Regions from separate parts of the Homo sapiens genome. Here regions 2, 3 and 4 are each linked to region 1. Evidence: chromatin contacts called from ENCODE Hi-C or POLR2A ChIA-PET data. All regions are on one chromosome and are shown on one strand. The core of a region is the stretch at or near the end of the contact, and the rest is flanking DNA. Distances in the headings are between cores, read along the strand shown.

Evidence for each region. Hi-C counts contacts between places; a loop is a spot of excess contacts on that map. ChIA-PET counts read pairs that join two places held with the same protein, here RNA polymerase II (POLR2A). Pooled maps may share reads with other maps.
Region 2: a loop to region 1 is called in a map with no recorded cell type, with 9 times the contacts of the local background. The contact joins two enhancer-like sites. A Hi-C loop is called at or near these places in 4 of 37 single-sample maps with no recorded cell type and 10 of 50 pooled maps. POLR2A ChIA-PET finds 5 or more read pairs at or near these places in 1 of 52 experiments (activated T-cell).
Region 3: a pooled map shows a loop between it and region 1 (3-fold over the local background). The contact joins two enhancer-like sites. A Hi-C loop is called at or near these places in 4 of 37 single-sample maps with no recorded cell type and 6 of 50 pooled maps. POLR2A ChIA-PET finds 5 or more read pairs at or near these places in 1 of 52 experiments (OCI-LY7).
Region 4: a pooled map shows a loop between it and region 1 (6-fold over the local background). The contact joins two enhancer-like sites. A Hi-C loop is called at or near these places in 5 of 37 single-sample maps with no recorded cell type and 8 of 50 pooled maps. POLR2A ChIA-PET finds 5 or more read pairs at or near these places in 2 of 52 experiments (OCI-LY7 and activated CD4-positive, alpha-beta T cell).

What each region holds. Positions count from the first base shown.
Region 1 is chr4:36,346,673-36,350,298 of GRCh38, forward strand. It overlaps DTHD1 (death domain containing 1), which reads left to right. Exons shown (of 10, transcript NM_001170700.3): 10 at 1-839. Among named protein-coding and RNA genes, the nearest start is that of DTHD1, 67 kb to the left of the region's middle. RefSeq lists an enhancer at 1,887-2,036. Within about 2 kb of position 2,084, at least 5 of the 41 ENCODE cell types and tissues checked have a DNase peak (open chromatin) inside an H3K27ac peak, as active enhancers do.
Region 2 is chr4:36,549,976-36,553,601 of GRCh38, forward strand. The region is part of intron 3 of LINC02505 (long intergenic non-protein coding RNA 2505); the gene reads right to left. Among named protein-coding and RNA genes, the nearest start is that of LINC02505, 90 kb to the right of the region's middle. Within about 2 kb of position 1,801, at least 3 of the 41 ENCODE cell types and tissues checked have a DNase peak (open chromatin) inside an H3K27ac peak, as active enhancers do.
Region 3 is chr4:36,188,199-36,191,824 of GRCh38, forward strand. The region is part of intron 7 of ARAP2 (ArfGAP with RhoGAP domain, ankyrin repeat and PH domain 2); the gene reads right to left. Among named protein-coding and RNA genes, the nearest start is that of ARAP2, 55 kb to the right of the region's middle. RefSeq lists an enhancer at 1,971-2,020. Within about 2 kb of position 1,798, at least 2 of the 41 ENCODE cell types and tissues checked have a DNase peak (open chromatin) inside an H3K27ac peak, as active enhancers do.
Region 4 is chr4:36,207,528-36,211,153 of GRCh38, forward strand. ARAP2 (ArfGAP with RhoGAP domain, ankyrin repeat and PH domain 2) reads right to left here. Exons shown (of 33, transcript NM_015230.4): 6 at 2,863-3,216. Among named protein-coding and RNA genes, the nearest start is that of ARAP2, 35 kb to the right of the region's middle. Within about 2 kb of position 1,549, at least 3 of the 41 ENCODE cell types and tissues checked have a DNase peak (open chromatin) inside an H3K27ac peak, as active enhancers do.

The DNA of each region.
Region 1 (3,626 bases), core at 834-3,333:
GATGCCTTGTTCGCTTTTGCTAATGCAAAGCCCCAGCAGAAGACAGACAGGAGGAAGGAGAGTGAATTATACCATTCCCCTTTTCCTCCCTGTGCTCATCTTGGCCTGGCTGTGTCCCTGGCCTGCAACCACTGCTCCTCTCAAGAAGGCCACCTCTAGCCAACTCTCTCCTGTGCTTTGGTAACTGGTCTTCTTCTTGTCTCTTCAAGTCTAAGGGTGGTAATAGCTCTCTTGTTGTTTGGAGTAACTGTGTTATTCCTTGCAGTTCCCCTACATCCTGCTCTCCCCTTTTTAAAATAAAGCCTCCTTTTATTATTCTAATTTGAGTATATCACTATATTTCTCATTGAGACCCTGATTGATACCTCTCTGCACACCTTTCTTATGCTCCTAGCAACGTATACATGTATTTTATTTCCCAGAATGGGAGTCATATATTATATATACAGTTTTTAAAATTACTGTCTTATTAAATTATGAGTTTTTAATGTCTTCGAATGTTTTAATGACTGTATAATATCCTATTTCATAACCATAGCACAATTAATTTTAGTATAATCAATTTCTGAAATTGGTTAAAATGAAATTTTGCAGTATATATTCTTTTATGTTTGACTTTTTATTCAACTTTATGTTGCTGAAATTCATCCATTTTGCTGTGTGTGGCAATGGTTCATTCTCATTAATGTATAATATTCTATTATATGCATATATTAAAATTTTCATATCAATTAGACTGTAGTCCCAATATATACCTAAGAGCAAAGTGATAGTTTACCATAGTTCATTTAACCGTGTTCTATATTCAGGACCATTTAGCAATTAAACTTTGAACATCATTATTCATGTGTTTATTTCATATCATGGAAGCGCAAGAATGCACTACCATTTAGAATCTATACATTTTTAATAACACCAATTTCACTATTGAAAAAACCATTACAGTCACCATTTTGCTAATTATTAAGCATCAAATTTTATAAATAAAATCTTGTAACATTTATTATTTGAATTACCAAAACCTATGTCCATAGTCATCTTGATTAGATACTTACAGCATCTGGAGTGTAAATTCTTGATTACAGCAATTGACTATCACTAAAATGTAGCTTAAATGAACACATACATATTTCCTTGTATATTCTGAAGTATTTTATTATTATTAATTAATTAATTAATTAATTAATTTTTTTCACACAGGGTTTCACTCTGTTGCCCAGACTGGAGCTCAGTGGCATGATGTCACGGCTCACTGTAGCTTTGGCCTCCCAGGCTCAAGTGATCCTCCCACTTCAGCCTTCTAAATAGCTGGGAATACAGGTGCAGGCCTTTACACCTGGCTAATTTTTGTATTTTTTATAGAGATGGAGTTTCACCATGTTGCCCAGGCTAGTCTCGAACTCGTCGGCTCAAGCAATCCACCTTCCTTGGCCTCTCAGAGTTCTGGGATTACAGGCATTACCATGCCTCACCCTTCTGAAGTATTTTAGACTAAAATAGAAATACCTTAACAAATGAGGTAGGTAGGCTTTGAGCACATTATAATCTAATTTTCAAAATAGCTAAATCTTTTGGATAAAGTTTTGTTTTTCTAATCCAGTGTTTCTTAATGAGATGTTATTGGCATTGTGAAAGAAATCCGTTTTCAAAAAATTAACATGCACTGGCTCATAAATTGCAGACCATTCAGCATCCCTGACCTTGTCCACCAAATGAACAAAATGCCTCTCCATCCTAGTGAATGTGACAAGCCAAATATCTTACACATTGTTCTGGTTATGAGGGTTAGGGGTGAAAGAGTGGGTGTTGAGGACCATGTTTTAATCAGCTTTTGGTTGAAGTAGGGCATGAAAGAAAGGGGAAGAACATCTAACGGAAATTTAGAACATTATAAGCAAACCAGGGCTTTGCCTAAACTGTTCAACTGCTACCAGTATTTGCAAGAAATGTCAACTGCTGTCTGATGGCTTTTTCAGAAATGTTCTCAATGAGAAGTCCAAAACTGTGCTATAGAATAAGAAGTTTATCTAAGGTACAAAGTCAGCCTTTCTGAAGTCAGAAGAACAGGGAAATATTGAGTAAGGTCAAAATTGTGGCTGACACAGGCCAGGGGATTCCCTCTTAGCTTAACTAAGCATGACTTCTGTGATCTAACCTCACCAGAATGCCCCGTACTGCCTACACATTTTGACAGATGTCACAACGAGTCCTCAATTCCCTCCGCCTCTCCCAGGACTCCTCTGCTAGCATTCTCTCCCCACTACCTCTCGACATTGATTACCTAACATAGTAAATAATTTACTTACTAGTTATCATTTTTATTTACTTTCTGCAAATAAACACCTGATTTAATTTCCAGGGTGCTTGTCTCTTTTTTTAATTGATATATTCCTATTACTTAGAACTCTGTCTGGCACTCAGTGAATGTTTCTGTTTTGTTTTCCTTACTTTACAAGCGAGAAAACTCTTTCTGAGTTACAGCAGTAGAACCTGGATTAGAAGCCAGATGATTATATTTTCAAAGTCCTTTTTCTTTTACTTCCACCTTTCTACCCCTTTCCCTACACCCAACTCCCCACCATTTCTCTCTCTTCCATAATGTCTGATAATATTTTTTCAGTCTCTGAATACCCCGGACTGGATTAATTGTCTGTGGAACTCTATTTTAAATCCAGCTATAACATTTCTATACACTGTTGTAATTGCCTATTTATTTGTGCTTTTCTCCAACCAGTTTGTAAGTTTCTTGAGAGCTGAGGATTGAGTAGTGTTCATCAGTGAATTTTCAGTTCCCTGCACAGAACCCAGCACATAGTAGGCACTCAATACATCTTCACTGAATTAATTCATGAATAACATCTACACACTGACATGTTATTGGGATCCTCTTTTTGTGCCCTATATTTCTTATTGGAAGCAACTTTGTGGGGATAGTTGCCATGTCTGAGAAGGTAAAAAAATTAGCTCAGACTGTAAAAATCTGGCCCACCATTCATCAAGCTGGAATAACAGACACTGATGAAGCCACCTGCAAAGTTAACAGGAATCAGTGTTTCCTCCAAGCACATATTGCAGCTATAATATGTCCCCTTCTTTGAGTGACTGCTGCTTTCTTATACACTGAGACATTTTTGTTCTCCCAAATCATGGATTATCAGAAACCTTACTGCCTGAAATCATATCTGTGAGAAAGACGTATTCTTTTCTTGCCGGGAAGATCTAAGTCATTTTGACACAGAAAAGCATTCTTGATTTCTACCCAGTTGCAGAGCTTCAGATAAAGGGTTTCTGGATACAACACTGCATATCTATCTCAACATTCCTGTTTGCCAAGGAAGGAAAACTCTGGGTCCACTTTGCATTGCAGACCTGATGTTGACCCCTTTATACACAGCTCTGCTTTGCTTTCAGCCTATCAAAACACTAGCGTCCACCCTCCTCCTGTGTACTCAAATAACTCCATCTTTGCTTTTGTTTACCGAGGCACTCACAGTTCCTCTGTGTGCAAGCCCTTCATGGCAATGAATTAAGAAATCTAACTTTGTGGAATTTCAGGTGTGTCCCTGGTTGTCTTAGCCTGATGGGGACACTCCTGTGACCTTTCTGTTTTCCAGCCCAGTGTTTCT
Region 2 (3,626 bases), core at 551-3,050, 200 kb after region 1:
TATTTTCTCCACTATTCTAGTTGAATTTGTATCTATTTAATAGGAAACGCAGAACTATCATGTGACCAAAGACTGAGTTAGTTTCTCTCACATAGTTTCTTTCATTTTGGGTTACTTCCTCTATATTTCAAAAAAAAAGTACGAGGCTTGGGGTAGTTACAGGACACAAGTTTGTGTTGCTAGAAAATACGGGGCAAAACTGTGAGCCCCAAAATGCTGACTCCACATTTAATGCCATTTTTATTAAGCCCCATTAGTAATAAAAAATAATATTAATGATATTTATGAAGTACTCACTCTGAAATTGTAGATGTGCAGGACACTATAGGCTTTATTTCATTTAATCTTAACAACACTATGACATAAATATTAGAATTGTTCCCACTCTACAGATGAAGAGATTAAAATAAAGGATAAAATAATAAAAATGGCATTGCTTCCTGAGCTAGAATGTATTCAAGTGGCGAGTTCCAGAGTGCCCACAGCTAACCACTTAGCTGTACTGTTCCCAAACACTTCACTTGAAAAAGAAAGGAAGTACCATGTAGAACTTTCTCATATCATAAGTATTTTGCACCAAATTGTACATTACATTCCTCAAATAATTCACAGAATCACTCATCAAAGATAAGTTCTATCTTTCAGGAGCTTCATGTGCACATGTAAATTCAAATCTACCTTTGCATCCACACAATTATTTTTTTAAAAGTAAGAATGAATGCTAGTGTCTTAGTCCATCCAGGATGCTATAAAAAGCACTATGAACTAGGTGGCTTATAAACAACAGAAACTCATTTCCCAGAGTTCTGAAGCCTGGGAAGTTCAAAGTCAAAGTGCTAGTAGAGGTGATGTCTGGTGAGGACCGTATTCTAGGCTGCAGACTGACAACTTTTCATTGCATTCTCACATGGCAGAAAGATGGTGAGAGACCTCTCTGGGGTTCCTTTTATAAGAGCATGAATCTCACTCATGAGAGCTCCACCCTCATGACTTTATCATCTTTCAAAGGCCCCCACCTCCTAATACCATAATATTGGTGAATAAGTTTTAATATATGGATTTCAGAGAGTGGTGGAGAGAAACATTCAGATTGTAGCAGGTAGTAAAGACAATGGGAAAAAGATAGAAGACAGAGATAAATGAAGAACCAGCTCAGCCCCTCTTATTCCCAGACCAAACTGAGGGTCAGGCTGCTCTTTCCTGTGGCCCAATAACTGGATGCAGATGAACTGGGGAGGAAGAGAGTTTTTATTTCTGTAACCAGTTACAGGGAGAAGGCCTGAAAATTATTGCCAGGCCAACTCAAAATTACAAAGTTTCCCAGAGCTCATATAACCTTCTAAGCTGTATGTCTATGTGTAAGTGTGGATTCACCTAAAGACATATGGGATTAACTTCTTTTAATCTATAACTAAGGTCTGAGTCCTGAAGACCCTCCTCTGGAGCCTCAGTAAATTTACTTAATCTAAAGGGGCCCAGGTGCTGGGGTGATTATCTTGTCTCCTGCTAAATCACGGAGGTTTGGGGAGTTCTTTCAGGCTTACAACAAACTTGTTTTTGGAGGCCTGGGGAGTTTCTTCAGACCCACAATAAAACTTGTTTAATCCTAAATGGGTCCTGTTAAGAATTCCTTCTTTATTTTTTCATGCTTTAAGGCCAAGGAAAAGCTTAGGCAAAACTCTTGGTGGGCTCTTTGTTACATTCCAGCCTTTGTATAAGGGCACTGGCTTTTAGTATTTAACTTAACCACTTAGTCAGTACTGAAAGAGTTGTTATGCGTTAGTGAAACCTGGCCTGCCACGCTCTCTTCTCTTTCACAGTGAGTTGAACCAAGGTGATGATTTATAAAGGTATGTGGGAAGTCCCAACATGCTTATGAACATGCTGTTAAAAATGTTCATTTCTGGGAATTGAACCTCAAAGTCCTGATTAAACTTTTTAGCTTATTTCCTAAAGTCCAGTGTGCCGCAAGGCTTTGTAGAGGTTGTATTTGAACAAAGTCTAAGATGGGCTAGGGAGATAACCAGGATGAAAGAAAAATGAAGCTTTGCTCTCTTTCCTTTTTCTTAGTTGGGGACAGGTAATTTTGTAAGAAAAGACATGTTTGAAAGATGAATGAGTCATTTTGCGGGTGATATTGGCAAGAACATTTAGCTTCCTGTGACCACATAGCAATGTTCTTAAAACAGGTTTTGATGTTCAGAGATGAAAGTACCTAACATAGAAAGAGGCATGAATATTCTTGAAAAGAGCTCATATTAACACTAAGTATGTTATCAGGATTATTTTACAAATGATCAAGGCTGCAGTTCCCACTTCCCATATTTCAGTTCATTCCCTGCCAGCATTCTTTGAATTAATTGATACTATCATATTCTATCAATTCTAAGACACTTGAGTTTTCCACATATTACCATCTCGAAAATAGAAATGCATTTTGTAGTTGGCATCATGTGATTGTAAATTGGCAGTTGTTTTTTTTCCTTCCTTTTTCAGGGAAACAAAATAATGAAGTCTCATAATCAGTGCTATCTTCAGATTAATGACATTCTCTATTCAGGAGGTAAAAGGAGACAGTGCTGTTTTTTTGTGTTATTTCTATAAACACAATAACTTATATTGTATGATTCAGAGGGCACTAAACAACTGATTGTAATCTCTGATTATCACACATGACGCCTGACATTCCAAGACTAGTAACCGATTCTTTAAAAGTAAATATTGTTTATTCCTAAAGCTTTAACTCTGAATACTATCTCGTTTGGCAATACTTTGGACTAATCTCTAGGATCCAGAAATCCATGGTTATAATTCACAGTTTCATAAACCTAAAATTGTGTGTGTTAACACTTTTGTGTGTGTATGTGTATATAGCAGATACTTTTAATTCCCTGCCCATATCCTCTTGGCATTAATTTTCACACACACCTGATTGTTTACATGAAAAACTGCAAATTTTTTGAGGGTTTTTTAATATTATGTGTGCACATTTTACTTGCACCTAAAGCAAGCCACAAGTGCTTGGGAGATAATGATCATAGAAGCAGCCTTTGAAAATTATGGAAGGGGCATTGGTAGATAAATATTTCCATTTCTGTGCTCTTGGTTGGGATACCTCTGAGGAATATCGTATACTATCTCCAGATTTCCTCAGTAGGATTGAGTTCTGATTGTCCACAATGATAGCTGGCTTTATCATGAAATTTTATTGGCTTATTTTCTTTACCTCTCTTATTTCCACACTCCTGTGCCAAATTAACTATTTGCCCTTGAATCCTAATAGTTTATACACATATTGTCTCTCTGTGTGTCTGTGTGTGTGCATGCACATTTTTTTAGAGAAAATGTGCTGTTTAATCAAATATGTTTGATTAAGAACAACTATCTTATTATGAATTTGTTAGCTCTTTTAAAAATAGGATCTGATTCTGAAAAGAGAGCTGTGAAAGAATTAGCCCAGCATGCTCCTTGTATGCCTCCATGGAACCTTGGAACCACAATTTACCTTTGACCAACTTCTGGTAATCTGGGCCTCAGAAGACTCTTTATGTTGACGATTGATGATTCTGTTGTATACACCTGGAGAATAGACTATGCCATGTGAGCTTCTCAAGCTTAACATCAAG
Region 3 (3,626 bases), core at 548-3,047, 160 kb before region 1:
CTTTTTAATCCATCTTCATTTTCCTGGACCCTCTCAAATCATGTCATGATAACTACTGCACAATTTCAACTCTTTATGTTTTCTGGGCCCCGTGTTGGAAAGAAAATTCAGAGTGCTTATACTTTCAAGGAGCCTCAAAATGAAAACCCAGCTACTGCAATGAGAGAAGAGTTTAAAACTGGGTAAAAACTAAGGGATTTAAGAGTACAAAGACGGAAAATCTCAATTCTGCTTAAAGGCTGTGAGGTATACCTTTACAAACATGGTGGTATTTAAATCCGACTTTTAAAAAACCTTAATTTTAACCAGATAGACAAGTGCGTGGGGGGCATTCTAGTCAAAAAGACTAAATAATGGAAGTGTAAGGCAGAGAAATAAGAGGACAACAACATAGAGTCAAAAGATAGGAGGCTGATAACGCATACCAAGGACACATTATAGAAGGTCTGCAATATTAAAAGAGTTTGGATACATCCTTAAGGGATTTCTTTATCTCTTCCCTTCCACAGCGTTATCCTTGGAACCCACACTTTTGAGCAGGTCCCAGATATAACTGATTTGGAAAAAACAGCAAACCATTCCATGCAGGGAGCAAGTACTGAGTTTATATTTCTCCTAGCCATAAATTCCTGCCTTAGCAATTGGTAAGGGACAGTCATCATTAGCATCATGGCATTCTACCAGAAGGATATCCTCTTCTGCTATTTAAGGAGATACACTATATCATCATGGCATTATCTCTGAGTATTTTTTAAGTTTCTTCTCCTTCACTAGCTCTGTTCCAATCTCCCATCCCTGACTTTATTTATCCATCAAAATCCTATCCATTCTTTAATGTAATCTTAAATACCAATGCAATGAAGGCTCTCCTATGTCCTCCCATGCAGCCAAAACTGAGTATGGCAAATGAGCTGTGATTCAGGAAGATGAATGGGCAACCTTATACAGAAAAGAGAGAAGGATGTCAAGAAATAAGCACTTAGTAAACAACTTATTTCTTCTCCTTTTTACTTTATCTTCTCTCCCTATAAAAATCCTTTTCCACTATTTTTTTTTAATTTTCTAAATTAACACATAATAACTGTTCGTATTTATGGGATACATAGTGATGTCATGATACATAGTGATGTCGTGATACATATAAAGTATAATGACCAGAAGAGGTAACAAGCATGTCCATCATCTCAATTATTCATCATCTCTCTGTGTTGGAAACATTCAATATCCTCCTTCTGGCTATTTGAAACTATATTAAATTAGTGTTAACTACAGTCATCCTACAGTGCTATAGAACACTAGGACTTATTCCGCCTCTCTAGCTATAAGTTCCTGCCCTTTAACAAATCTCTCCCTATGTCCTCCTTCTCCCTACCCTTCACAGCCTCTACTATCCTCTGTACTACTTTTTACTTTGGTAAGATTCACTTTGAAAAAAGCTTCCTCATCAGTGAGAATATGGGCTGTTTAACTTTCTGTTCCTGCCGTATTTCACTTAATATAATGTCCTCCAGCTCTACCAACTTTATGCAGAGTAATCTAAAATTTCTCTCTTCCTTTCTTATCTATTCATTTCACTCAATTTCACTGCCATATTTCAAGTCATCAGTAGTCTATGTAACTGTCTTGTAAGCACCATAAACTGTAAAACTGAATTTATTTTCACCTGAAGACTTACACTCTCCTTATATCTGTCCATTAAAATATCAACTCTTCCAGTCCATCTGAAATAGAATGAAGTCATCTTTGACCTTTGCTGGTTCCTTTGCACCCACATAGCTTGCATTCTCCCCACATCTAGAATAAACTTCCTCCCCACCACTCACCAACTGTGAATTACTGTCACATTGGTTTTCTTGAGGTTTCCTGAATATATCACATTTCTACCCAAGCCAGTGCCTTTGCATACACTGTTTGCTCTGCAACGAATTGTCTTCACGCCCATCTGCACATACTTACTGCCTCCTCAACCTTCATATTTCAGCATAAATATATCCTCCTGAAGAAAGCCTTTCTGACCAGCACATTCTCTCAAACCCCTCATCCTCACAGATAACCCTAATTTAAGCTAACAGCAACCTGGATTTTTCCTTTATAACAATTATTCATTGTGATTTAAACGGTGACTTTATATTTACCTGTGTGATCATTTAATTAATATATTCTCCCCAAATAGGCTTCAGGTCATTTATCTACATTCCTCACCACCTTTCATGTAGTTAATACTATAGAAATATTTTCTGAATGAATGAATCCTATGTCTAATCAATCACAATTATAACAATCTCTGATGGCTCATTTTTAATATTTCTTGAAATTCATTTCTTATCACTTCCACTGAGGCTCCACTGAGCCTATACATTAGTCTACATGATAATAACGCCTGGCTTAGTGTAACAGTCTCCTGGTTTGCCTCCCTACTTTCAGTTTGTTTTTCTTCTGAATTTTCCTGCATATTATTTTTCAAATGTCACACAGTTGGAGAAAATCAAGAAAAGGCTCATGGAGGTGAATAACAAGATGGGTCTGATGTTTGCACAGAATGTTGATGGATGGCAATGGCTAGGGAGGCTCAGATGGAAGAACAAAAACACAAGGGGAACATGTAGGAAAAGACATGCTCCAGTTTCCCATAGTGTATACTCAGTCACTGTTTAAAAAGATCATTAGGCAGAGACACATGACATGATTGGCTTAACAAAGGAAACCCTATAAATCCAAGTAGGTTAAAATGGCAATACAAGGCCAAAACTAGACCAATAAGTGCTCTAGAAATTCAGAAGAGGAAGATAAACTCTTTCCATTGTCAGGCAACCTAAGGATGTGGGAAAGGGCACAGCATCTTTGGGGACAGTGTAAGAGCCCCTCTGCTCTAAGTCTGTAGAGACTGAGACCAGACAGCAGGAATTAGAATGCCTAAAAACATTTACAGTTTATCCCCTACGTGATCTGTTTCCAAATTTTAGCTTGCATAAGAATTAGAGGAACTTATAACAACATCCCTCTAGTGAGATAATTAACTATTTGTTGAGGAAAATGTTACCATTAACCCATTTTGTCACTAGAAATAAGTCAAGTAGCACTGTACTGAAAGAAACAGGGACTAAAAAAAGATTATCTTTCTAATAGATCCTGTTAAAGAGAAAACAATTCCTTAAAAAATAACCTACACACCTATAACAAGGATATAGTTAACAAGTAAATATTTCTGGTAGAATAATAGAAAAAAATAATTCCCCAGAGGTGATCAAAATATACTTAACAAGCAAAATACTATGTCACTAAAACCTCAGAATGTTGTAGTTTATCTAATGGCTGATTTATAATCTAGTATGAGATCCCAAGAAAAATCTTGTAATTTTTAACACTGTAGAGCTGATTTTTATATTTGTCTTGCAACAGTACAAGATAAAGACAATAAAGAAAAAAATACTCAAATGACAACAATGCTCAAAATGCCTGTGTTTTTCAGAGTATAAAATTTTCCTTAAGGAAAGAAATTTTAAAGCATCCCTTGAGCCTGTAACACACAGGTATCTAGGGCAAGCCTGTCATTTATCTACCAATTTGAGACAATGAAACGATCACAGGGCAATTCTGCCCACAGCTGGGTGAAAATGGGGGTGAGT
Region 4 (3,626 bases), core at 299-2,798, 140 kb before region 1:
TGGGCAATGCTCACATATTAGGCATTGATTCAGAATTGGCATTTCCATTTCAAAAGTAAATAGACAACCATGCGAAATAAGCTCAGATTGTGAATGTGATTATTTTGCTTAATGTCATTCATTAAACAAAAGACAGTTTCAAACACTATTTGAAAAAGTATAAACTAGAATGTGTCTGTTAGTTTTTAAATTGTATTTTGACAATTGTATTTTGATAATTTATGTGCATGTCTTTAAGGGGGAAACAATTGTTAAAAAAAAAACCCAAGAGTTCACTACCCTGTTAATGTTTATCAGTATTATCAATGGTTCCTGGAAATTTTCACCCACAAATATGTTGTTGAGTTCAGCAGCTTGTATTACAATGTTCTTATAAATTGCTGTTTTAGAAAAATTAAAAGAAAAATATGCCTAATGCTAGGTTTTTCACAGATTCGTTCCACAGCAAATACTAAGCATCTACCACGTGCTAGACAATGTTCTGCTAAGGCTATCACAGCACAAGAAAAGCAATGCTGATGCCTGTCCCCACGGAGCTTGTATGAAATAAATAAATCATCTGGCCTGTAAGCCCTGTAGAAGAAAGTAATTAAGGGAGTGATGGGGTGGCAGGGGAGAGCAACAGTCGTAGTAGTAAATTTGGTGGCCAGGGCTTAAATGCAAAGGAGACATTTTAGCATGAATTTGAGAGAGGTTCAAGCCATGTTACTCTTGGGGAAAGAGCATTTCAGGCAGAAAGAACTACAAATGCAGAGGCCCCTAAGGAGGACCTCTGCTTTTTATTACTTCTGTATTTTATTCGACCACAGCCTCATTCATCGGCTTACGTATTGGCTACGTCTGCTTTTATGCTATAACTGCAGAGTTAAATACTTGCAACAGAGACCATTTGACTATAAAGCTTAAAATATTTACTACTTGACCCTTTACAGAAAAAGTTTGTTGACACCTGCTATATGGAGTTTGGAATCCCATCTCAATCAGCGCTATCTGCATCAAAGAGACACGCAGCCATGAGTTAAACGAAACTCAGCAACCACTGCATAAGGAAGGGGTAGGCATCACTTTGTCTACTTTAATGAACATCTTAAACCCTCACAATAGCCTACAGAGCCTAATTAGGAAAGGAAAAATTCTCGATTCTACTTCTGATTTAATGAATGCATGCCTTTTGGCCAGCTACACATATTTCTTTCAAGTCATAGCAATATAATCACGTAGAAGTGTTTTAAAATTTCTTGGTGATATACCAAGCCCCTTGGTTTATTTTCTTATATCCACTCATCTCGGTATTTTGGTTGGGGGTGGGGTGGGGGGAGCTTTAGGACAGAAAATGCAATTATTTCCCCTAAAATGGAAAAATATAAATCCAGAAAACTTACAGCATCTAACCTTAGGCAGGTTCAGAATAGAAAGAATGGAAAGTCAAAGTTCTGAAAAAGAGAGACAGAATATATTGTAACTGTCCCAGAGGTGGCCAACAATAGTGAAACTTTCTGAATGTGCCTGGAGCATAAACAGACCAACCCTGTAAAGAGCAAGATCTCACCTGGGACGCACAGGAAACCACAGCCGCTGGGGGCTTTGTACTCAAAGTCTGTTTTTTCTTCCAGTGATACTTTAAGAGAGCACTTGGACCTCCCTAAATACTTGGATTTTATAAAAATGAAAGATTCAAGAATATTCAAGTTCACTGATTCATTCCACTAGTGTTTAGACCTGAGCACTGATCCACATGTTCGACATCTGAATATGCACTTACCAATAATACTTAGGACTAAAAAGAACAAGCAGAGGGTTTTGTCATCATAATGTAACCAGAAAGAAGTGACACACATAGCTGATAGTAAGAAGTAATCTGCTTTGGTTTATTCAAAATCAAATTTCCTAAAAGAATGAAAATATATAAGGTATTAACATATAATTGCTAACCATACAATTTCGGGGTGTTTTGCTATCTTTTGAAATGTTAATTCCTGCTTCTACTAGTCATCTGATGCTGCTTCTGGTAGTTTTTTTTTCCAATTAAAATTATTTTAGATCAAACCAATCCTTTCTAGAAATGACACACATTTCAAGAGAATAGGAGTGAAAACCAGCACACTGTAGGGACTCACCACATTAGCTACTGATACATGAAAGCTTTAATCTCAAAAGAATTTAATAATCCATGAAAAACATTTCAAGTAAATATTTCAAAAAGACATCTAAAAATTAGGATGCCAGTAAACAATTCTAATTAAATATAATCCTTCCCTAAAGATTTCTCAGTACTGTAAAATGCTTAAGGGACAAAAGTTTCTTTGTAAACATTTGTTGATAAATCCAAAGAAAAGTATAATATTCACGGGACTCTGACCTTCTGTGTAACATACAAAAATCAAAATAAGATATCAATAATAGTGAAGACCTAAACCTAACAAAGATGTACTTTTCCCTAACAACAATAAGCCTTGTATTCTCAAACAGAACACTGTTATGATATGAGCAAAAGCCAAACAGTGTGGGCTGAGTAATACTAACTCAGTCTGTCTTGTTTTTCTTTGTTACATACTGGGACACAGATTAGCACATTTTGATGCGAACTTAGAAGGTAACATTAAGAAATTAGATGTGAGGTCATAACTTTCTATTTTAATTTGCGACTCTGGACCTTAATGCAGCATTGCATTGCACATCTCTCTCCTTATGTCTAAAGAATAGCACTGGCAAAAGTGTGCTGAAAGTCCCTAAAAATGGCATCTCTGTGTATGTGTGTGTGTGGCGGTGGAGTGGGGGAACAGCAACCCTGGAGGTTTAGAAATGAATAAACTTGAAATTTTAAAAATATGCCACTTATGAAATAAATGCATACGTACATACCCTTGAGGAGAGAGTTTATCCAGCCATCCTGATTTAACCTTCTTTGCAGATGCTCCATAAAAGCAGGCATAGGGAGATATTGCCTGTGAAGAAACGGCTGATGAATCAGCATTTCCACTTGTTGAGCTTAACGGATAACTGTGCCTATTAACGGAGTCCAAAATCAAGGCTTTTTGAGTCCTAGATTTAGATGCCTTTGAATTTTTTCTTCTTAAACTCTGAAAGCATTCTTCTACTGTTGAGTATTCTGATTCAGAAGCAGTGTCTATCAAAAAATTGTTTTTGTCCTCTCGAGGTATCCAAATATCTTCCACCTTGTCCTCGCTTATTTTCTCCTTTCTGTTATCGTATATGCTAAACGGAAAAATGATGTAAACATTTCAAAGTGCTATATGTGATTTAAGACATCAGTGACATTTTGAAAATTTATAAATAACTAATAACAGAAACATAAGGCCAGGAAAATCCTAGAGTTTCCATTAACCCTATTGAAAATTTTTTAAACTCTTCCAGAAAAGCTAAGTAAAATTATTTCATTAACCTATGACATCTGAATACTACTACAAGTTTTTTCTTAGGTATAATTTAATCTTATCCCTTTTATTTTGGAAGGTTAGGGGCAGGTGCTAAGAATGCAGACTGGGTATATTCTTCACATCACAATTTAAACATCTTTAATAGCACAATTAAGTGGCCAGCCCAATCCCTCTGGGCAACATGACGGACCATTAACTCATCTATATGGAGATCTTATTTCCAATTTG